Linked DNA regions of Homo sapiens: regions 1 and 3 are each linked to region 2. A link is a loop called in an ENCODE intact Hi-C map of the cell type or tissue named here. Cell type or tissue: ascending aorta. All regions are shown on one strand.

The links. A loop is a pair of places that touch in the nucleus more often than their neighbours do. Peaks named below come from ENCODE experiments on the same cell type or tissue, not always from the same donor. Only the 100,000 strongest peaks of a DNase experiment are listed, where the experiment ranks them.
Region 1: it touches region 2 in a loop (3-fold over the local background); 6 of 110 quality-filtered maps call a loop at or near these places.
Region 3: it touches region 2 in a loop (2.4-fold over the local background); 7 of 110 quality-filtered maps call a loop at or near these places.

The regions. Positions count from the first base shown.
Region 1 is chr7:30,847,655-30,855,654 of GRCh38, reverse strand. MINDY4 (MINDY lysine 48 deubiquitinase 4) reads right to left here. Exons shown (of 18, transcript NM_032222.3): 10 at 5,100-5,201; 11 at 3,376-3,439; 12 at 2,196-2,261. It overlaps INMT-MINDY4 (INMT-MINDY4 readthrough (NMD candidate)), which reads right to left. Exons shown (of 20, transcript NR_037598.1): 12 at 5,100-5,201; 13 at 3,376-3,439; 14 at 2,196-2,261. Among named protein-coding and RNA genes, the nearest start is that of AQP1, 60 kb to the left of the region's middle. RefSeq lists enhancers at 1,198-2,100, 7,125-7,194. In ascending aorta, no CTCF peak of the experiment used is centred here; DNase peaks (open chromatin) are centred at 3,214, 3,494 and 3,834; H3K4me3 peaks cover 1,678 bases; H3K27ac peaks cover 7,790 bases.
Region 2 is chr7:30,908,415-30,916,414 of GRCh38, reverse strand. AQP1 (aquaporin 1 (Colton blood group)) reads right to left here and starts at 4,562. Exons shown (of 4, transcript NM_198098.4): 1 at 4,122-4,562. The coding sequence starts at 4,505. RefSeq lists an enhancer at 7,074-7,573. In ascending aorta, CTCF peaks have their summits at 1,929 and 4,790; DNase peaks (open chromatin) are centred at 1,684 and 4,654; H3K4me3 peaks cover 5,785 bases; H3K27ac peaks cover 8,000 bases.
Region 3 is chr7:30,746,590-30,754,589 of GRCh38, reverse strand. It overlaps INMT (indolethylamine N-methyltransferase), which reads right to left and starts at 2,455. Exons shown (of 3, transcript NM_006774.5): 1 at 2,286-2,455; 2 at 652-859. The coding sequence starts at 2,439. INMT-MINDY4 (INMT-MINDY4 readthrough (NMD candidate)) reads right to left here and starts at 2,455. Exons shown (of 20, transcript NR_037598.1): 1 at 2,286-2,455; 2 at 652-856. In ascending aorta, no CTCF peak of the experiment used is centred here; DNase peaks (open chromatin) are centred at 1,399, 2,439, 3,479 and 3,874; H3K4me3 peaks cover 3,205 bases; H3K27ac peaks cover 5,778 bases.

The sequences.
Region 1 (8,000 bases), 61 kb after region 2:
ATCTCATAGACAAGGATGCAGAGGTCCTGGTGCTGAGGGGCCACCCCAGTCCATCAGTGGGCAGCTACAAGCCTCAGGATCTGTGGTCATTTGAGCAATCACCCTCAGGCTCCACCTTAGCCCCTGAAGCCTCACCAGTCACTTCCTTTTCCTGGCTCTGGTGGCTCCACGTTCTGCTTCAGCTGGGAGTGTGACCAGGTGATCCCATTCCTGGCCACCCTGGCCAGATCCCACACACGGATGCCATCAGGCTCTGCTCGCCTCTCCTGTGACTGCTGCACTCTCACAACACTCCGGATCAACAGCAGGTCTCCTTTCTGCTCCTTCAGACTGCCTAGTACTGCATTTGGAAGACACCCTTCTCCAAGTGTTTAAGGTTCTTCTTTGAGGACCACCCTTAGATGATGAAGAGCTGGAAGCTACCTGATAACTGCTCCATCTTCCATTTTCCAGATGAGGAAACTGAGACCCAGTGACTTTCCCAAGGCTACATATGACTAAGGAATAAGCCAAAGGGGGCCCCCAGGCCCCTGCTCCAGGCCTCCTCTGCCCAGGCCAGGCGGTGGATGCACCGCATCAGCAGTTGGCCTACTGAGTGACTCCAGTGAAAAACCAGAGCTGGGGACAGGCAGCAAAGGACAGACAGCCTGGGGCTCCCGATGCCCCGGCCAGCACTCCTTCTCCCATGCGCCTGGACAGAGCAACCCACGTAGAAAGGGAGCCATCCTAATCCATGCTTTTGGGACAGGCCCTGAGGCCTCTCCCCAGGCTGAGGGGTGAAAGCACTTCAGGTGGATTGCCCCTCCGGTGACCTCACCTGCCTCCTTTTGTTCCTAGGGTAGGCCCCATTGCCTACCCAAGGGACATCTGGTGCTGCCAGGGCCTGATCATTTCCCAGGGCTGTGCCCAGGCCTTCAGGGTCTTTGGGAAAGTTCTGCGGAAGGCAGTCTGACAGCAGGAGCTTTAGTCCTGGTCCCATTTCCAGCAAGTTCTCCCACTCTCCGGCTTACCACCAAACCCTCCAGTGCCTTCTGTGGGGCCAAAAAGAATGGATCCCACATCCAGAAGGTCAAAGGGAAGGCAAGGTGAGGCTCAGGGACCAGCCAGCACACCAGGAGAGAAAGGTCTGTGTTCTTCCTCTGCTTCGTAGTGGGGGTCTCAGAGGTCGCGGGTCTGCTGGCCTTAGTTCAGGCCACACCTGCCTTCTGTAATGCTTCCCTCTCATTTCTACATGTCTACAAGGAACCCATCTCAAGGCTGCCCTTAGAGCATCATTACAATGGCAATCCTAATGTCAACAACAGAAGCTAACAACTACTGAGAACATCAAGCACAGCCCAGCTGCCCTAGGCTCTCTGCGCGATGCTCTGAGGCAGGCACTGTTCTTCTGACCCACATTTTACAAATGAGGAAAGTGAGGTACAGAAGGATTCAGAAAGTTGCCTGAGGTCAGGGAGCTACTGAAGGGTGAATCTAGATTCAAAGTCAGGCCAACTGGCTCCAGAGACCGTGTTCTTTACCCCTGGAGTGTGTAGCCCCTCCCCACAGAGTCTGTGATACCACAGCTCTGCCATGACTTCCCGGAGCCCTGTGATCTGCTGCTGTCTGGCCCTGGCCACGTCCCGCCCAGCTCATGGCCAGGAGTGGATGTACAGCTCTCCTCTGGCAGGCGGGGGGGCTCCAGAGCCCCCACCCAGAGCAGCCCTGCCACCCCAGGGATACTAATCAAGGTGTGTATCACACTGCTAAGCCCTCCAACCCACCCAAGAAGCCGCTTTCTGGTTACCTCACCAGCTGGTCCCAGGACCCACTCCACTGACAAAGAGCTCCTGTATTCCAGTGGCGGCTGCTTCCACTCAGACAGAGAGAAAGCTCTGGTGACCTCCATCTAACAGCTGCTTCCTGTGTCCTGACCCCACCCGTCCAGCTCTGCTGTCAGTAGTCCTGGCTGTGGCTGCTACCTGTGCCCTGCCTCCAGGACCAGCTCTTGAGGATGCAATGGCAGGAGCCAGATCCCTCACCCCAAGTCCATTCTCCTCAGCCCCCAACCAGGGGCCAGCATTACTCCTTCCCAGCTTCCTCGCCATCCCAGGGTGGGACGACAGGAGAACAACTCCAGTTCACAGCATTGTTCCCACAGTGAAATCAGAAGGCTTAGTGACGCACATCCCACAGGAGTAAGGCATGCTTCATACCTGATGAATGCTTTGTTGAAGAAAAGTCACCAGGTCCTCATAGCAGGTCAAACTGTGAAGCGTAAGCTGAGAAGACACAAACACTCAGGATGAGTGGCCCAAGCCCCACGCAGTGCCCCATCCTGAATTAGCTTCTGCTCCCTGGCTTTAGTAGCTACAAAATCCAACTTGGGAATGTCCCTGCGTCAGAGAGCAGCATCTCCAAGTCAGGGCTGAGAGGCACGGCCATACCTGTATGTGAGTGAAAGGCTGGCCGGTACCGCTGGAGTCGTCAGGGTTCAGGTGGCCCTACGGCAGCTCTGGGCCTGAGACCCCAGAATTCCAGCATCCTGTGTGGCCCCAACAGGGGAGGGCTGCACCCCATGGGCGAGTCACTGATATCAGAGAGGCGGCTGGCAGGGAGGTGGATAAGGCAGGGGCCATATCCAAATCACAATAGCCAGGCCAGGTGGAAGCCAACAGGCTGTGTCCTGAGTTCAGCAGGAAGCAGCCCTTAGGAGTCTCCTTTGCTTTTTCAGGCAGGCCAGGAAAAAACACTTCAAGAGAAAACATTCAACAATGCGAGACCCTCAGTTAGGGTCACAGGGCAACACGTGCCCAAACCGAGGTCAAATGAAACTAATTTGTTAAAACAAAAATTCTCAGTGAAGAGGTTGGCAAGAGGTAGCTGAAAAACTTCACTGCTCTTATATTTTACAAAATACAAAAATGTATGTCTTCCATTATTTCCCCGATTGTGTATGACTTAGATCTGGCTTTATGGCTGGTGTTCCATGCTATTAAAGTTCCTCCCCACATTCTAACTTTCTCTCCCTCTCCTTACCACCCCTGCCCCACCCCCTCCCACAACAATCCTGGAGCAGATGCTAAAGAAAGAGGAAGAAGGACACAGGGAAGCCTGGGGCTTAACCAAAAGGCATTCCATACAGACTTCAGCTCTGCACACCCTCGATGGGACAGGAAGCCAGTCAGCCTTTTGGCCGTAAAGCCAGCTCTAGCAGGAGCCCATCCCCAAAGCCACCCCACGTCTGTCCCCACCCTAATCCCAGGATGAGGATTCCTGGGACCTGGGCTGCGGAAGGCCAGCCTGTCCCCAGCTGAGGAAGGATTTACTTATATGAAAGGAGACAGTCCCCAAACAAAGCCAAAGTTTGCGTGATAATTTTCCAGAAAGTCGTACTGTTTCTAAGACTCCATCTGCTTTGTATTTCCCTGTTGGACTGAACTGCTGTGTTCTCGAAGCCCTAAAAAGGAAAGGAAGGTGCATGAGTCCTCTGAGTGGAGAGAAGGCGTGCCCTCCAGCCGGGGCGAAACCACATGTGTCATTAAATAAGGACAAATAAGAAGGTGGCTCCAGAGAGAAAATGGAGCCAAGAGTTTCTCATTTTTCCCCACTTTGAACTCACCCACTAGGCTGGGCCCAGAGAACTCCAATAGCAGGATTTAAAAGAAAAAAAAAAGAAATGGAAAAAAGACTGCAAAGGGAGAGCTTGGAATAACCAAACCCAAACCCAAGCCCTGGCAGTAGGAAGTCTGACTCTCACCCACAACTGACAAATGTGTTTCCAGACTGCGGAATGCTGACTTGCCCTTTGTTTTCACTGATGGAGGAACTCCACCTCCATCCTCTCCGAGGCTCCCCCTGGGTGTGCAGTCCCCAGGGGTGTGTAGCCCAAGACGTCCAGGAATCGGAGCCGGGTTTGGGGCCCCGTGCTCCTTTAGTGGCTGTGTAGCCTTGGACCAGCCACCCTCCCTCTCTGGGCTTCTGTTTCCTAATCTGTAAAACAGGGAGAAATTGAATTCCTGCCCCATCTGTTCTCAGGGCTGCCCTGCAGATCCTAAGGGCCGGGGTTAATAAGTTAACTGGAAGGTGAGTACCAAAGACAAGTGACAGTAATAATAACAAAAACAAATAACGATATCTAAAACGTGGTGCTTAGTATGTGCCAGACACTGTCCTAAGCACTTCGCAATTATTATTATTTATCAGCTATTCATATTGATAAAATGATTTAAACTGATAATCATATTTATATCATTTCTTTATACTGACTCATTTAGGTCTCACAGCCATCCAAGTAAGTAATTGTTATAATCATCCCCATTTTCCAGATGAGTAAACAGAGCGATTACATCCATTGCCCAACGTCACACAGCCAATAAGCAACAGCATTGGGAGTCTGACCTAAGAGTCCTTTCTCTGAAGCAATATGCTACAGTGACCAACGTGCCCCCAGAGTATGGTCCTTGGCCCCAAAAGTGATCTCCTTATACTACCGCTTAGCCTCACAGCTGGGACAGCGATGCTTCCACTCTGACGGATCAGGCTGAAGACCCAGCAAACCTTGCATGTGGGTTATATGCAGTAGAATGGGGCCAGCGGTGAAGAGACGATGCGGGTCAGGATAACTGGGTCCAGGGCCTGGGCTCCACCTCACCTCCCTGAGTCTTTATGGGATGGGGACCCAAGTGACAGAGCAAATGGCAGTGTGCTTTGGGGACTGGGAAGAGCAGTACAGTGGGGTCAGGACTGACTCAACCTGAGGGGCTATTTCCTGAGGCCTCCAGATCAGAGAACTATAGAGAGGAGCTGGCTGCAGGGGTCAGAGGCTTCCTCTGAGGGGTCACCCCAGAGCTCCTCAGGAGGAAGGCAGGGCAGACAGACCACGCCTTCCAACATGAGAACTGGAGCCCAGAGAGGGCATCGCAGGGCCGCATGGAAGGCCAGGGCTCTCCCTGAGTCTGCGGCTGCTCAGCACATCAGGCTGGCTTGCAGGGCTCATCCCAGCATGTGGCACAGGGTGGGTAACGGAAGGACCCAAGGATAGGAGCATACACAGCCAGCTTGCCGGCAGCTGCCAGCAGACGATGAGCCACGGCAACACAGACCTCGGAACCACTTACAGTGCAACAACGGCTCTCTCTCGGCCCCCTGCCCGCCACACAATGTCTGCGAGGGCCAGGACGAGGCAGCGGGTCCGGTGGGCATCTGAAGGCTGCAGTCCCCTGCGGACAAGAAAAGGAAGGCATTTATGCCCATGTGGACACAAGGTTGAGATGGTGCAGCTCTACTTAGTGTGGTCAGGCAGTCCCCTCCGCAGATGGCCTGTTCTTTCTCTGGCCTGCAGAGGGGCCACCTGCAGCCCAGGAGCCCCAAGGCAAAGCCCAGGAAAGAGGGGTCTCCACAGCTGAGGGCCAAAGGAGGTGCCTTCAAGTGGGAGGCCCTGGGTGGGGCTGGTGAAGGAGGAGGCAGAGGAAAGGGCCCACAGGAGCAAAGAGGGCTCTGCAGGCTTGGTGGGGCCCAGAAGTGTGTGAGAGAAAGTGCCATGAGTTCTGGCAGGGACTGGGAGGCCCAGCCAGCAGTGCTCGGGAATGACTGCCATCTCAGGACCCTGCCCTGGCCCTGGCCATGCCCACCTCCAAGCCTCTGGAGTCAGTAGCACGTACAGGCAGGTGCTATTCACTGCCAGGGCCAAGGGGACAGCAGCCTCACTTGCTGGACATTTAGACACAGAGAGTGGGGGATGAGTGGCAGGACAGATTCAAGGATGAGCTCTGTGTTTTGAGTGGGCACATGGTGGTGCCATCAAGCAAAATAAGGACAATGTGGCTGGGAAGAGGTAGCTGGAGATAGAAGATAAAGAGTCACACTTCAGACTTACTGAGTTTGAGATGCACTCAGATCTTTAGATAAGGCTGTCAGACATGTAGAAAGCCCAAGAGAGCAGCTGGGGCTGGGCACAGATTTCCCAGAGACAGAATGAGGAAAAACAGAGACCGTGGCCAAGGGTGGAACCCTGTGGAACTCTAAGGAATCAGCGGAGGCAGAGGAAGAAGGGTCAGAGGGGCAGAATGAGGAGAGAGTGCCACGACACAGTCGTAGGATCAAATGGACAGGCAGTCAGCTGTATCAAACATGGCAGAGACCTCTCTATAATAAAAATGGTAACTAAGAGGTCCCTGGTGCCTGAACTGAATGAGAGGGAAGGGAAACAGCCGAATATACGTATTTCTTTCCATTTCATATTCCCAGGACTCCTTCGAGGTGTACTTCTAGGCTTCTCTTGGATTCTGCAAATTTTTAAAAAACTCATACGGAAGCTAGCTGGTCTCTCCCTAACAAACAAAAGGACTTGATGAAGACTCTGCTAGGGCTCAAAGGAATACAGAGGAGGGGGTTCTCTGCCTTCAGTCACCAAATAATTCCTGAGCTCCATGCGGAACTGTGCTGGGGAGGAAGAATACTGAAGTTCGTCCCTCTTTTCCAGGACAGGAGAAAAGAAACCAGACCAGAACCCAGCCCACCACAGTGGGCAGCATGTGGTCACTGCCCAGTGCCTGGGACACATAGCCAGTGACCTACACCTAGGCTGCTGTGGTCCAATTACTTTAAAAGGTGACAGAACACAGTGGCCCCTCAGTTTCCTCATCCATAAACTGGCAATGACCACTGCACCTCCCTCGTGGCTTTAAAGGAGATGTTTGTAAGGTCCCTGGACCAGTGGCTGGCACGTGGTGACTATTCAATCAATGGCGCGTATGACTATTGTCTTTATGAAACCATTAAGTCCCCACTTGGGCCATGACAAGGGGAAAGTGGATTTCCAACATCTAATATGAAAGTGACACCAAGCCTCTGACACTGGAAATCCTTCAAATCCAATGAGACAAGCAACAAGCACTCAAGCACTTAAGAAAATAAAACAGCTACTGCCTGACACTTCTTTGGCCTCAGGAAGCCCATCATGTTCCTTGGAGGAAATAGTTACCAAGCATTCACCGAACCGGATGCCCCAGCTGCTGGGAGCACTGGCCCAGGTCACGGTTCACTATGAAAACCACCATGAGAAAACATTGCTCTAGGTTTCAGGAGAGCCCACACCAAGGACTAAGGGGGCCCTGGAAAGCAGAGCTTATCAGAAAAAGGAGAAAGGACTGGACTCAGAACCCACAAATGTGACTCCATCACCCCCACAGCTCCTGCTTCATGCCCTGCTCTCATACAAATGATGGCCATGTACTGTCAACTGCACATCCTGAGTACCTCATGCCCACCCTTCCCCTGCTGTGTGGCCCAGGCCAGGGTGTTCTGCCCTCAGTTCAGCTGTTACAGCCAGTGCCCCACCAGCAGTTTTGCTCCATCTCACCCCACCGTCCAATCACCATTGCACATACACATGGGGTGGGGGTGGGGGCGTGTCTTCCTACAACACAGGTGTGACCAGTGTTCCCCAACATGGATAGACGTTACACAAAATCGTGCCTGGAGTGTACTTTCTGCCTAGAACACCTAAGCTGGAAAAACTCCATATCTGGAAGTAAGGAGACCCCCTGTCAAACACTTCTACACTAACTTACTGAAGCAGGTAATTCTCAGTTGGAAGCTTCTCAGTGTAGCAACAAATAAGATTTTAAAAGCCAACAGTGGCCAGGTGCAGTGGTTCATGTCTGTAATCCCAGCACTTTGGGAAGCCCCAGGTGGGAGGATCGCTTGAGGCCAGGAGTTTGAGAACAGCCCAGGCAACATAGCGAGACTCTGTCTAGAAAAATCAAAAAATCAGCCAGGTGTGGTGGCATGTGCAGTCCCAGATACTCAGGAGGCTGAGGCAGAAGGATTGCTTGAGCCCAGGAGTTGGAGGCTGCAGTGGGCCATGATCGTGCCACTGCATTCTAGCCTAGGTGACAGAGTGATACCCTGTCTCTAAAACAAAAACAAAAACAAAAACGAACAAACAACAAAAAACACACACACATATATAGAGTATTTATCATGTGCCAGACACTGTTATAAACTCTTTCCATGTT
Region 2 (8,000 bases):
ATTGGTGCTTCCAGAAGGTAAGGGCCATGGCCCCTGCTGGGTGGGGGCCCTAGACTAAGTGGGGGTACCATCTGGAATTGGCTTGCAGTGAGCTAATGGCCACTTCATGCTGCTAGAAGGTTGCCTGGGGTGGAGAAGGGAAGGCAAGGTGTGACAGGAGGCTGTGGCCTGGGAGTGGTGAGCAGGGGGTGAGCCCCTCAGACAGGTATCCCAGGAGGCCGTGTCCCCTCTCAAAGCATGGCCCCTTCAGAGTTCCCAGGGCAAATCCCAGTCAGGGCCAAGCATCAGGGTGGGCAACACTGGGACCGGCTGGGCTGTTCTGAGGTCCCTAAAGGGGAAGCAGCGTCAGGATTTTCCATGGTGAGGGAAGTCTCCACCACAAAGCTCCCCATCTCTGTGCCCTCCCCCTCATCTGGGGCTGGCGGAAACAGTAATTATATGTCCCAGATGTGGCATCACCACCCAGCCCCCAGCCCCTCCCTGGGCAGGACGGGCTGGGCAGGGACATGGAAACTCTGCCTTCCTTTCCCCATCCCTCCCCTGAGCTCTGGAGGAGGCAGCAGCACCCCCGGGAGAACTGGTGGCATGAAGAGGCCTCTCACTCTATGACTGGGGAAACTGAAGCCCAGAAAAACGGGATAAAGGGGAGAACTTAGGGCTTCAGTCAGGCCCCTGATGCTGCAGGTAGAAACACTTCTTGAGCAGTCAGGCCTGGAATTAGCAGGGCTGGGAGAAGACCCCGAAGAGGGTAGCTTTGCCCTCTGCCTGAGCCCAGCGGGCTGAAATCACAGGCTCTGGGAATCCAGACCCCTTCCCCCGGATGCAGCCCCTGGCCCGAATCCTGAGCCCTCACCACCCTCCTCCCATGCACCCCCAGCCTGACCATACCCAACAACTCCCGTACCACGGCCCTCACCTCCTCCTAGCCTGTGCTTGCTCACACAGTCCCTCTGCCCCTTCCCTCTGCAGTGTCTCCACATTCAGGCTCCTACGAAACCTCCTCCCTGATGCCTTCCTGGCCCTCCCACCCCTTAAGTTCAAAAGTTCCCGGGCCCGCCCTGACACCTCTTATCGCATCTGCCTCCTGCTTCATATCACAGGCAGCTGGGCACTGGCTTATCTTGACCTAGGGCTGTGGGCTTCTCTCGGGAGGGAGCCGGGCTAACCCAGCCCTGCATTGAGCACCCAGCAGTCCCTGGTCATGCTTGCAGGGAGCCGGCTGAGCAGACCAGACAGCAGAAGAATGAAAAAAGCCAGCAAATGCCAGGAATCCTGAGTCCACCAGCATCTCCTACTTCTCAGAGCCCAGCCACACCCTGCTATGTCCCTATCTCATAGACAGGAACTAGGGCCACACAGGCCAGTCTGTTGTGTGATGCCACATGGTGTTAGTGGCTGAGCTAGGACAGGGACAGGTGAGAGTGTCCACCCCAGCCTCAGAGCCTCTCACCCTTAGCCAAAATTGGTATTTGGCTCTTAGAACTAGCCGGGACCTTGCAGGCTGGACGGAGGCCCACGGTCTCTCTAGGGCATATCCTGAGCCCTGAGTCAGTCAGGAGAAAGTTGTCCCCAGCATGTCCCGAAGGGACACCCCCTGACTCACCCCAACCACTTCCTGCCACATCTTTCTCTGTTTTCCTTGGAAATCTCCATGCCAACCACTTGCCCCACCCAGGTTTTGACTGGGCTGGGGCTCAGGGCCAGAGAGGCTGCAGGAGCCTACCCCAGGTCATGAAAGAGAGTGTGTCACCTGCTGCCCAGACTGTTCCCTGCTCCTCTTGAGGCATCCAGGCCACCCCTGAGGCCCCTCCAGTTCCAGGGCCAGTGTCTGACGGGAGCCCTTAGAGGGGTACCTTCTCTATTTCTAGGCCCAGAGTTGAGGTCCTGAACCCCACCCTTCCACTGTTGGGACAGGACAGCGCCTGAGCCCCCACCATCATGCTAAGCGCCCTTATGTTCAGCACTGCCCCTGCTGGGCTGCTCTTAGCCAGCTTTCGTGGGATGGGTGATAAGCTCAAAGCAATGAAGTGAGCTGGCTGTCTGGGTGTGGCTGTGAGGTCACAAGACCTGAGTTCCCTCTCGAGGGTCAGGGTCCGCAGCTCCAAAGAAGCTCAACAAGTTAGCAGTGGACACGTCTTGAACCCAGGTGTCTGCCTCTCAGCCCAGGGCCGGACCCCACACTAGGCTGCTCCTCTTTCTCTCCCATTTGCAACACGCCCAGCCCAAGTATTGGGGTGACTATAAAAAATGAAGGCCAGGGAGGGAATGGGGCACGGGAGGCTGGTGTGGCCTCTGTTCCAGATGGCACAGAAGGGGCCCACCCTCCCGCCTCTGCCTCGGATGCGCATACTAGAGGGTGAAGCCTTCGCCAGCAGGTGCAGAGGCTCCGCCCTGTGAGATGGGAGGGAAGAGACGGGGCCAGAAAGCCTGGAAATCACATCCACTCCCCTACAGGGACGCTCCCCCAGCCCATCATACCCAGCCAAGCTTCAGTGTGAGCTTGACCCTACCCAGCAGAACTCCCTGAGGCCACAAGCTCTGCACCCACTGGCAACTGAGGCCTGGGGGGGCAGAGCTTGATGTGGCCTGCCTGAGCTCTGTCCCGTACATCCCCCGCGGCCACGTCTAAACTGGCTAAAGTCTAAACTCCAGCCCACGGAGCTAATCTTCAATCTTGGGCCTAGCAGAGGTTGGCTGCAGAGGAGGTTGGGTGAGGTGTCACCGTGACACAGAAGTGCTAAGCCCCCCATGGCCAGGCTGAGCCAGCTGCCCTCTGCACCAGACCTTCACCTAGCCTCTCCTGGGCTGCCAGCCGCAGGATCTGAACTTTGGCTGGGAAGCGAGAGGACAGCTGCTGTAATCACTATCTGCCATCTCTGAGGCGCCCTCAGAGATGGCCCACACCGTCCCCACACCCACATGCCCTGCCCACAGCCCCGCCAGCCTCATCTCTCTAGACGAGTCCTCCTCTCTGCTCCTTGGCTTCTCTCCCTCCCTGTAAGGGCACCCCCAGGCCTGCTCACCTGTCCCTTGGGCCCTCAGAGACATCCTCCAAGCCTTCCCCAGTCTCTCAGGCCAAATCCTCCCCTGCTGTGGCCCAAGCCCGGCCTGAGTTTGCACTTGTCTGAGGAGCTGGGAAAGGCCGTGTCTGGGACAGCAGGCAGCTGCCACCAGGGCCAATTTGCCATGCTAAGCAGCCCAGGAGACATTCTTTTCCACAGCTGCCACCCAGTCACCAGCATCTGCTTGTCATTAGTGACCCCAGTCCAGACCCCATTCAAGCCAGGAGCCATGGGCACGTGTTGCAAACTCACCCCCACACACCCTTACACAGCAGCACAAACATGCACACAGTTGACACAAGCACAGAGACTCATGCTGGCAAACACATGCACACATACACACCTTCACACACACACACGCACACGCACATGCACACACACGCCACACCTCTCAGTGCCTAGAGACCATGGAGCCCAGCGCTTGCCCCCCAGCCCATACTGTAATCCAGGAAAACTGCCTTCAAACAGCCCCAGAGAGTGTTTTCACTCCCTTATCTTTGTCTAATCTCAGGGGCAAAAGAGTGGAAGAGGGCCTTTCTCTTGATTCCTAGAGGTGGTTTATTTGGAAACTAGTGTGAATATGGGGGGCTCCCTGAGGGAGTCCTGCTCACACACTTGCAGAGCCAGCTGCAGACAGGCTGGGCATTTGGTTCAGGGTGGCTGGGGACAGCGGGCAAAGTTTCCCCAGGGTGCAGGGCTGCAGGAGGAGGGAGCTGGCGGCACAGGCAGGACTGAGAAGGGCCAAAAAGCTACAGCCAAGGGGCGAGGAACTGCTGGCCAAGCTTATTCCCCATAATAGATGCCCTGCAGGGGACATTGGCAAGACCATTATTCTCTGGATCTCAGCTTCCCACAGTGCCTGGCAGAAAACAGGCTTTGGGAGGCATGCATAGCTGAGTTCCAGCCCCAGCTCTTCCCCCCAGCTCTCTACGTGACCTCCAGCAACCTCTTGTCCTCTCCGTTCCTCAGTGTCCCCATCTGCACAATGGGCAGAGGATGGAACCAGTGCCTTTCAGCATCATTCTAGAACCCCCCCAAGCCCAGGGACACCCCACTCACGTCATTGCGGCCAAGCGAGTTCCCAGTCAGGGAGGAGGTGATGCCTGAGAGGATGGCGGTGGCGACGATGGCCCCCACGCACTGGGCGATGATGTACATGAGGGCACGGAAGATGCTGATCTGGCAGCTGAGCAGCAGCCCCAGTGTGACAGCCGGGTTGAGGTGGGCGCCGCTGATGTGGCCCACACTCTGCGCCAGCGTGGCGATGCTCAGCCCGAAGGCCAGCGACACCTTCACGTTGTCCTGGACCGCCGTCTGGTTGTTCCCCACCGGGTATTTGAAGCCCAGGGCAGAACCGATGCTGATGAAGACAAAGAGGGTCGTGGCCAGGAACTCGGCCACCACTGCCCTCCAGAAGAGCTTCTTCTTGAACTCGCTGGCCATGCTGGCAGGGGGCTTGGCCTGAGACCGCTGCCGGGTGCTCAATTCCCTCTGAGAGCTGAGCCACAGCCTGGGCTGGGCCTATTTATAGGGCCGGGGGGCGGGGGGAGCACAAAGGGAGGAAGGCCTCTCTTCGCTCCTGGCCCGCCCCACACCACACAGACCTCCTCTGGATGGATGCAGACACGGCTGTGCTGTCGGCCTGCCAACTTTTTCCTTCCTCCTCTCCCCCTCCCTCTCTCTCTCTCTCCCTCCGCCCTCAGCCCTGCCCAGCCCAAGGAGGCAGGCAGGAGGCAGCCGTTGCTCTAATAGGCTTTGGGAAATTCTTCCAAGCTGGCCCCACTCAGGGAACCAGAGAAATCCAGGTGTCTCGGCCCTGTGTGCAAAGCTCAGGGAGTTCCTGAGGGCAGAGCCAGGTGCTCCGGAGTGGGTGGGGTGGGCGGGCTGGACTCAGTGGGTGGACGTTGCCCTCCCTGGAGGCAGGTACCATGATCCTGCTGGCCTGACATCCCCATCCCGACCCAGAGAGGCACTGGCCTGGAGTCCCCGGGCCCAGGGCTCCAGAGGGGCAGTCAAGTCCTCCCGCACCGCCACTGCATGCCATGTTAGGGATGTCCCAGAGTCCCCAGTCCCCCAGAGCCAGGGCTCTGTGGATGGGGGCACGGAGGCATCAGAAGTTGCAGAGAGGTTGTCTGTGGCTGCCCTGCATGCTGCGGTTGAGGGCAGGCCCGAGCTAGGCAGAGCTGTTAGAAAGCCCCCGCCCTGGGAGCTCCCAAACTTCTCGACAGCGATTTGAACCAATGATTTGAGGGCAGGCTGGTGAAGATAGGGACAGTTTAGGACTTTCCTCTCAAGGCAGTCACACTGGCGGGTCACTGGGAAGGTGGAAGGAATGGCAGCCCCACCTGGCATTGGAAGGTGCTGGAGAGGAGGGAGGGAGGGAGCAGGAGAGAAAGGCAGAGACAGACAGATGCTGGCTGAGGGGAGGAGAAGAGACAGACAAGGAGAAAGGAAAGACAGTAGCAGGGAAATAGAGCAAAAGTGGAAGTGAAAGAGACAGATCCCCCAGCCAGAGACAGTGAGACAAGCAGGGCTGAGAGAGACAGAGAGAGCGCAAAGGGCTAGGAAAAGACAAACTGAAACAGGGGAGATAGGACTGGACCCAGAGCCAAGAAGCAGAAAGGGAGAGATAAATGAGGAGAGGCAGAGAGCGGGAGGGACCAGACGAGCCCCTGCAGAGGGAGGGGCCGAGGCCCTGCTGCAGATCCCCGTGGGCCGCCTGTGCCCCGGGCATCTCCAATCCAGAGGCCTAGCGCCAGCCAACAAACAAGAATCTGGACTCCAGGGCCAGCAAGCTGTCAGGAACCCCTGGGCCTGGCCCTCTTGCCTGCTGCATGGAACGTGCTGGAAGAACCAGGCCCAGAAGGGAGGGTCCCCCTGCGTCCCCTAGGGAAGGCCTGGGATGATCTGGGCTCTCCTCCCACCTCCTGCCTGCCCCACCACAGTCCCACTCGGGCGTGTTGGCATCTTCCCATTTATAGGTGGGAAACTGAGGCCCGGTGAGAGGACTTTTCTAAGTGTGCCTGGGGCAGGGCAAGGATGAGTGGGTCTTATGCCTCTTGTCCAGGGGCTATCCTGCAGAGAATGACACCAGCTGTTACTGGCCACCCCTCTGCCCAGCTGTGGCCTGGCTCTTGGGGTGAATTGCCAGGGACCAGCCTGGTGTGTGTTTGCTGGGGCTGCAGGTGGGGAAGATTCATTCCCCTAAGTGCCTGTACAGGACGGTGGTGGCCAGCAGGCCCTGCCTGCTCAGACAGCCCAGGTGGCCGAAGGTCATAAGTACTTTCTTAGCTGTCCAGGAGAGGAAACTGGCCCCACTGGGCTACTTCCTGGGCCCTCCTCTACATCCTTTCCTCTGAGGAGCCCTGGCTCAGCATTCCAGTCTCTGGGAGGCTCCCTCATGCCCCTGGCCCCTGGCCCCTGGCCCCATGCCCTGGCAGGGACACTGACCCACATGAGGAGCTCTCTGGTCAGTTTCAGGGGCGTCCAACCAGAGCTCTCTCTGCAGGGCTAGGATCCCCTCACCTTGAAGTTTTGGAGGGCAAACTGTTTCTCCTGCAGACCTGGCTCCTGAGGGCAGGGGTGGCACCCCTTAGACCAGGGTCCTCTGGAACATGGCCATTTCCCTTCAGGCCACAGGCTCCTGGGCATCTCCCGTAGACCATGTCTACTGAGGGACATACACACCTCCTCCTCCCCTCACCTGTCCCTGCCCTGCTATGTTCTGAGGCTGTCGGGTGCTGGGACCCAGCCAAGAAGACTTGAGGAAAGAAGCAGGGGCAGAGCAGGCACCAGGCCGCAAGGAGCCACTGAACTCAGGCCAGTGTGGCCATGCAGAGTGGCAGAGACAGGAAAACGGGCCTGCATGGACCCAGGCATGTCCCGTGTGTCCATGATGGTGTCCGTGGCTGGGTCAGCATCTGTGCAGCCGAGGACCCATGATTTTCCAGGGGGCCCATGTGGGTGAGAGTCATCTGGAACTTACTAATTTATCCAACATATAGTTGGATAAATGTTTAGTGTGTGTCACATGCCAGACATTGCTCTGTGTACAGGGGAGACAGCCACGAGCCAGACAGACCAGCTCCTGTTCACATGCAGTTTCCATCTTGGTGTGAGGGCCCGCAGGTTAGGTGAGGACACGGTGGCTGATGATCGAGGTATTGCAGAGTGTGTGTGTGTGTGTGTGTGTGTGTGTGTGTGTGTGTGTGTGTGCACTCAGCAGAAGCCCTTGTTCTGCATTGGGGCAGGAGGCCAGGGGGACCAGGGGGAAGTGGTCAGGCAAAGCACTTTTGTCCAGGCAAGTAGGTGCCCACCAATCTCAGGAGGCTATGCGGGTCCTCAGGGTGTCACTCCACCACCCCTTGCATCTCCCAACCTCTCCCCCTTGTGAGTGTGGCCTCTGCCTTTAATACCACCATTATGGTGCCATTCTTTTGGAGGAAGGCATGGCTGTCGCCAGGAGGCGCCACCAGAATGCAGGCACGGCCAGGAATGCCAATACAGAGCTCACGTGCCCACCACCTCCGAGGGGCCCTGTGGCTGTTACCCGGCCATGTGGCTAAAAAGGGGAAAGGCTTGCCGCTGGAGCCCCAGGCCCAGGGACGTCTCCAACCCCTCCGCCTCCTTTTCCCTGATCTGCCACAAATCCAGGCCAACCAGAGAAGGAAGAAAGGAAGAAAGGACACAGTGTCCAGCTGGGGCCTGTTTCCTGCAACCCCGAAAGGCTCAGATTGTAAGTGACTTGCCAAGGAAAGGCAGAGCTGGCACTAAAACTCAGGATGCCCCCATCCCAGAGCCCAAATGCAGTTCTCTGCACACCTGTCAGGAAGGGCCCCCAATGACCTGGTTACCAGACAGAAATCCCAGTACAAAATCTGGGGGCTGCAGGCCCAGAGAGGTGCCAGGATGGGTTGGGGGTGGGGAGGGAGGGAGGGG
Region 3 (8,000 bases), 160 kb after region 2:
GATATGGATGGATGGGTGGATGGATGGATAGATGGATGGCTGGGCGGATGTATGTGGATGGATGGATGGATATGAATGGGTGGATGGATGGATGGATGGATGGATATGGATGGATGAATGGATGGGTGGGTGGATGGATGAATATTGATGGATGGATGAATGGACGGATGGATAGATGGATGGATAGGTGAACGGCTAGTTGGCTGGCTGGATGGATGGATGGATATGGATGGGTGGGTGGATGCATGAATATGGATGGATGGATGGATGGATGGATGAATGGATGAACCGGTGGGTGGACGGATGGATGGATATGCACGGATAGTTAGATACATAGAAGATAGAGAGGTAGATATATAGATGAGGGTAAGGAAGGAAGAGAAGAAGGAAGAGATGAAAATCATCTGGTTTTCAGTGTTCATACTTGACTATATCACACCTCAACATAGTCCTGTGATCAGAGTCTTGCCCCTAAAACTGCTGTAATCCTGAAACTTGGGATTCCATCTACTCTATCCCCACCACAGGACATCTGGTCCTATACCTGAAGGTCCTACTGTCCTGAAAATGTCAGAGACAACAAAGAGGCCAGGGAGACTTCTGAGAAAGAAGGTTGACTGGGAACCCCCTCCCCAACCTCTGCACCCCTACCTGTTTCCTTCCAGCTCACAGGCGAATTTCACCGCTGGGGTCCAGTCATAGGCCCCCGGCTCCTTCTTCAGCCACTTTTCCAGCTCCTCCCGGTTGCGGTCGGTAAAGTCGGAGAGAGTGATGTCTTGGAAGGAATCACAGGCAGCAAGAACTTGGTAGATGGTAGGACCTGAGCCAATGTCAATCAGCGTGTCCCCTTGGAGGCCTCCTGTGGGAGGGAAAGACTGGTAATGGATGGGTAAAAGAAACGAGACCCAAGGCAGACACAGGGATGAGGACACACACCCTGGTCTTACCCAAGGGGCAAACGTGCTTGGTGGTTATCACGGATTGGCAGCTCCCTGTAAGCCAAGCCTCATGCCAAATATTTTATATGTGTTAATTTCCATTTACACCTCAAAACTACCCTGTGTAGTGACTGCTATCACTATTTTCATTTTGCAGATTAGAAAACTGAGTCTGTAAAAGGTTAAACAATTAGCCCAATACCTTTCAGTCAAGAACATAAGCCAAGAGTATAATATTTCTGGGACAGAGAACAGAGGCCCAAGCCCTGCTCTGGGGAAGATTCGGGCTGGAGAGTTCAGAGAGGACATGCTGGGGTCAGTGGCCCTTTAAGTTTCAGGCTGACTGGGAGCTGGAAGCCTCCCCTGGAAGTCCAGCCCTTCCTGGATGGGTTTCTTGTTCCTTGGAGGAGGGAGGGGTGAAAGCATACAGGAATAGGAAGCCGGGGCTAAGGAGATGATCTGGGAAGATGGCCCCAGGAGTGAATCCAGGGTCACCTGGAAGCTGGAATGAAGCATGACTTCCAACATTCTGTCTGGAGCCCTGGCGTGGGGCCATCACTTGGCCTTCCAAGCTTGGTCACACCCAGTCCGGCTGTTCTCTGATTTCTGCCTCCCACACCGGCCTGCTCCTCCAGGCTCAGCAGCCTTTTAACCCCCTCTTATCCCACAGACCACCAGGAGACTCACCCTTACTGTTCCCCAGTCAAGTGCCTAAAGTGAGGACACGGCTGCTTGAGTTTAGAAGACACAATCAAATCATGGGGTCACCATGGGGAGGGCAGTGATCATCGGGAGACAGGCAGAAGTCACCATCCATCGTGCAGATGGCTCAGTTGAGGTCCTTGGGGTCTGAGCCCCTTGCTCAGGGTTGAGACCCCACCTAGCAATCCTTGTCCCAGGGCAGGGCTTTTCCAGGTCCTCATCACAGACACATCTAGGCTGCACACTCCGGGCACAGGCGATCCCGTCCCACTGCAACCCTGCTGTTTGCCCTTGGCCTTCTGGGGGCCCCAGAGGCCTGGCTGTGCAAGGTCAGGACTGAACTTGATGATGACCTGGAGAGCCTTTTCTGCTCCACCCCAAAGACCTAGGGGCTAATGGAGAGCAGTGTGGGAACTGCACGGGGCTGTGCTCTTCAGCTGGCACAGAGCTCCTGAGCCATGGGGAGACAGACTCAACCTCCAGCATAACAGCTGCCCAAAGAGAGGGGGCAGGGCCCCAGAAGCTCCCCCAGCCCATCCCCAAAAACCCCTAGAGGAGACCAGACTGCCCCCAGGACACCGTCTCCCCATCCCCATCCAGGTTCCTTGGAGAGAGGCTCAAGGGGAAGGGCCACCCTCTGCTCACCAGGGCCGAAGGTCTTGTGGAGACATTCCAAGTTAAACTTCAGCATCTCGGCCTCGGGTGAGGGGCTGCCATCGAAGCTGTAGTAAGTAGCCAAGTAGTCCCTGGGCAGGAAGTGCTTCTGGTACTCATCACCCCCAGTGAAGCCACCCTTCATGGTGTCCCTGAAATGTGCCCCCTCCTTGCTATCAGGTCTTATGAGGGCTCCAAGCTCTCCAGGCTCCACCCCCAGCATTCCAGCCTCATCCCATGGCTCCTCCCAAGTATGCCTTTCCTTGAGCTTCTCCTTCTAGGGGGATGCAGAAGGCAGTGCATGTCTCACCACCTCCCAGCCACACTGACACACCTGAGGTTTCCCCAACCCCAGAGCTATGACAGCTGGGGCTGCAGCCGCCCTGGCCCTGCTGCCTCTAGGGACCAACCCATGTCCGTCAAAGGCAATTGATGGTGCCCAGCCCTGGGTGCAACTCTCAGCCCTGGCAGCCACATGCTGCTCTGTGGCCTCCAAGTAGGTGTCAGACCTATGTTTCCCCACCTGCGTGCCCACTTCACTGACTGTAAGGACCAAAGTCACTCCTCTAAGTCACAGGTGTTGTGACCTGAGTGCACAGTGAGATCCCCATCTTGTCGCCTGGTGGTCACTGGGGCCCAGTGGCTCTCTCTAGGCCAGGCAGTGGGTGCAGCTTCATGCATCCCCCATCCCTGCTGGAGAACACAGTTCAGACCCCAGGAGGCAGAGCAGAATGGCTGACTTGGCATCACTGTGCAGGTCACTGGGAGAAGAGCAGAAATTGTCGTCAATCTCCATGAATGAGAACAAGGGCGCCCGGTCATAAAGCATAAACTGTCAGAGGGGTCCTGGCTTCCTGGCCACTGACTCACCTGGCTACTCCGGGTAAGACACTCCTGGCCTCAGTCTTCTCTTTGAAATGGGACTGGGTTGTAAAATCTCCCACAGACAGAAAAAAGCTCAGTCTCTGTTTTTGGCACTAGGAAATGGCTCTGACTTGGCCACAAACCGGACAGAAATGAATCCGCTACACTGGAGGTTCAGGCCTCTTGCCCTGAAAGTGGGAAGGACAGGAATGCCTTGTTCTGGCTTTAAGTAAACAAACAATTCTGAATCCACAGGGCCCAACAGATGGGTGATGCCACAGACGCAGGAACACCCAGCGGTCGTCAGGGCCTGGCTTCCAAGGGGCGGGTGCCTGGGCAGCCTCCAGGGAGGCCTGCGGCTGTCGTGCTGGCCTGCAAAAGGCATACAGAGCAGGCAGGAAACTGCAGGGCTCGCATTACATGATTGGAGGAGTGTGCAATAAAGGCACGGTGCTAACTAAGTTGTGGGCAGGGTGGAAGGAAGACATATGGTACCTCTATTAGTCAGGGTTCTTCAGAGAAAGAGAACCCAGCTTGTGTACACTGAGAGAATCAGATCTATTTTAAGTAATTGGCTTGTATAATTGTGGAGGCCAGTAAGTCCAAACTCTGAAGGGTGGGACCAGGAAAAGCCAATGTTGCAGTCCAAGTCCAAAGACCAGCTGCTGCCAGAATTCCCTCTTGCTCGGGGAAGGCCAGTCTTTTGTTCTACTTGGGCCATCAGCTGATTGGATGAGTCCCGCCCACATTATGGAGGGCGATCTTCTTTACTCAAAGTTTAAATGTGAATTTCATCCAAAAACACCCTTACACAAACAGCCAGGATCATGACTGACCACCTATTTGGGCACCATGACCTAGCCAAGTTGACTCATAGAAAGCACCATCACAGAACCTGAGGGCTAGCAGCATGGAGGAGCCATCATCCCAGTGAGACTGAGACAGAGCTGTGCAGAGAGGGCCTCCTGCAGCAGCCAATAGCAAAAGAGCTGATATGATTTGGCTGTGTCTTCACCCAAATCTTATCTTGAATTGTAGCTCCCACAATTCCCACATGTTGTGGGAGGGACCCGGTGGGAAGTAATTGAACCATTGGGGCAGGTCTTTCCCATGCTGTTCTCATGATACTGAATAAGTCTCTTGAAATCTGATCATTTTATAAGGGGGACTTTCCCTGCACAAGCTCTCTTTTTGCCTGCTGACATCCATGTAAGACATGACTTGCTCCTCCTTGCCTTCAGCCATGATTGTGAGGTCTCCCCAGCCATGTGGAACAGTGAGTCCATGAAACCTTTTTCCTGCATAAATTACCCAGTTTTGGTTATGTCCTTATTAGCAGTATGAAAACGGACTAATAGAGTAGCTAAAGAATAAATACCCAGACCTCCTTCTCCTACCTTCCTCCAATATCCTGCCAAATTTAGAGGGAAGGGAGTGGTGACTACAGTCCACATGTCAGCTTCCTGGCACTTGCAGTAGCCTGGAGAGGATGGAAAGCAGAATGGAGAGGCACATGGAAGACGCCCAGCATTAACACTTAAGGAGTTGAACCGTGGACATGCATGTACTATCCAGGGATTACCCAGAGCCCCTGCAGCAGGACGTGAGCATCTAGGGGGTCTGTACAGGGCGGGAAGAGACCATCCTTCCCAGAACTACACATCATGCTGCAACTGGATGTCCTTGGATGGATAGAGGATGCCCCTCCTAACGCAAGGCCTCCAGTGCCTCCTGCTGCCAGAGGAATGAATCCAAACTCCCCTTTGGCATTCAGAGTCTCTACCCTCTGGCTTCCACCTGCTTCTCCACCACTCAGGCCTTCTCCATCCCTACATGCCTCGTGACTCTGGCCTAACCAAGGGTCCTAACAGCACTATGGCAATCTTCTCAAAGTGAAGCCTCTTACGGATATATTCTAAGAATGAGTTTCTCAACCTCAGTACTATTTGCTCTTCAGGCCAGGTAATTCCTTGTTGGGTGGGGGTGCGGAACTGTGTCATAGGATTTTTAGCAGCATCTCTGGCATCTACCCCCTAGATGCCAGTACACTCCGAAGTTACAACAACCAAAAATGTCCCCAGACATTGTCAAATGTCCCCTGGGAGGCAAAATTGTCCCCGGTTGAGAACCACTATCCTTAGGTTTGCCTTCATCAATGTGACAACTTTGTTCATGACAGGGCTAAGCTTCAGGCCCTTTTAAGAATGTGCACCTCATCTTAGGCACCTTTCTATACAGTGATATTTTTTTAAAATAGAGCAAGGAAATTTCCATTCAAGAGGACTTCTGTTGCAATAGTAAGCAAAGGGGCAAATTTCAAACTGCCTATCAAGAAACTAAGACCACTTGAAAAGTCAGACAGATAAGAAAAGGATCAAGCTCCTTTTCAAGATTAGGGAAACTACCATCTCAGCATTCCACGCTCCCTGATACCTTGCTACTTCTCTTCCTGCCTGGCTCTGTGGGGTGAAGAAATGAGTCCAAAGAGGGAACTTGCCAGTGTAAATGAGATTGTTTTCTCTGGTGAGTTGCAAGCAGCTACTCAGACCCTCGTCTCACACAAAACACCAAAATAAAGGCTAAAATGTCTTTCCAAAAATCAACCACAGAAGCTATCATGGTCAAATTGTTATCAAACTTCTGGGTAAGAGAGGATTTTCTAAACCTAGATTGAAGAAAGCCTGAAGAGAAAAAAAAAAACCACATTTATTATTTTACATTATATTACATTATCTCATATTTTGTTAGAGAAAAATTAAAAATTTTTCCTAAAAAATTAAAAAGAAAAAGCACTATTTTCCTTTTGGAAAAAAATTTGGTGATTATTTGCCTAAATTATTTATACTAAAAGTTTTTAGAACTCTGACCCAGGAATCCTACGTATGGGAATCCAAAATACAGAAAAATACAGAATGCAGAAATACAGAAAAATAATCCAAATACAGAAAAAGCAAATGTACAGGGGTATTAATTACAACATTATTTACAGCAAGGAAAACCTGCAAGTCTCTTACCTGCCAAGCACTGGAGAGCAATTAAGTCAACCTTACTTGAACAGCCCCCAAAACTGACATTCCTGAGCCTTCCTGGTGACATGGAGAAGTGAGTTTGGCCCAGGGCTAGGAGAACAAAGCGATCCAGATAGGTACACACAGTGAGGAGATCACAGCCCTGCAAAGACTTTTCAGATGCAAGAGTGCAGCGGCAGAGGCCAATTCTGACATGAGAAATGCTGGGACAAATATAAGACCCTCAATGTCACCAATCATTTTAACCCACCTAGAATTCACGTTAATTGGATTTCAATATGAATTTTTTTTTTGAGACAGGATCTTACTTGGTTTCCCAAGCTGGGGTGCAGTGGTGGGATCATAGCTCACTGCAGCCTTGAACTCCTGGGTACAAGCAATCCTCCTACCTCAGCCTTCTGAGTAGCTGGGACTGTAGGCACACGCCATCCCATTCAGCTAATTTTTAATTTTTTTTGCAGAAGCAGGATCTCGCTATGTTGCCCAGGCTTGAAATTCATTTTTAATAAACTGGGTAGACATCTAATTTTATTTTCTTCCAATCAGATAGGTAGTTATGCCATCACCATTTATTATGTAATTGACACTTTTCTCACTGAACTGAAATTCCACAGAGTATGAGCTCTGTTAATTTTAGAAAAGAGGAAAATTTACATTTAACACAATAAAATGATAAGAATTATGATTTAAAAATGGATTAAAATCTACACTCTGTTGAAATGTTTTCTTGTGAACTCAAAACCTGAAGAAATAAAAAATAAGGCCAGTCGTGGTGGCTCACCTAGCAATTTGGGATCTCAAGGTGGGAGGATCACTTGAGTCCAGGAGTTCAAGACCAGCCTGGGCAACATAGGGAGACCCCACCTTTACAAAAAATAAAAAAAAATTAGCCAGGTGTGGTGGTGCATGCTTGTAGTCGCAGCTACTTGGGAGGCTGAGGTGGGAGGATCACTTGAGCCTAGGAGGTCGAGGCTGCAGTGAGCTGTTGTCGTGCCATTGTACTCCAGCCTGAGTGACAGAGTGAGATCCTGCCTCAAAAAAAAAAAAAAATTGACCATCTTTGATTCTGGGTGGTGGGATGGGGCCTTAGTGCTCAAAGTGTGGTGGCCTCAGTAGTGTCTTGGAGCTTATTAGACATGCAGAACCTCAGAACTAGAGCCTGCATTATAACCCAGTCCCCAGGTGACTCCCAGGCATGCTAACATTTAAGCAGTTCTATGAAGATATGAAGACAGGAGGGCAATGTGAGGATGAGGCTTGGAGTTCGTCTTTATTTTGGCTTTGGGCATAGAGCCTTGAATTGGAATCTGAATTCCATCCTTTGCTGGGTAAGGCACGTCACCTTCAGCTTCCTCATCTCTAAGGGGGCGCATCAGCATGTACTTTGCAGATTGTTGTGAAGATGACAAGGTGATGCCCAGCACACAGTAGGTACTCTGTGAGTGCTAGGGACCTTCCAAGGTGTCTCCCTTCATCTGCTCTTACAGCATCTGCAGAGGGGCAGCTCATCACCAGCTGAGGCCCCAGACTTGCCCATTTGCAAAAGACATGACAGTCTGCTGCCTGAAATCACTATAAGGTGAATTTTGGAAAGAGCTTTGGCAACACTCTTTTTTTTTTTTTTTTTTTTTTGAGACGGAGTCTCGCTCTGTCGCCCAGGCTGGAGTGCAGTGGCGCAATCTCGGCTCACTGCAAGCTCCGCCTCCCGGGTTCACACCATTCTCCTGCCTCAGCCTCCCAAGTAGCTGGGACTACAGGCGCCCGCCACTACGCCCGGCTAATTTTTTGTATTTTTAGTAGAGACGGGGTTTCA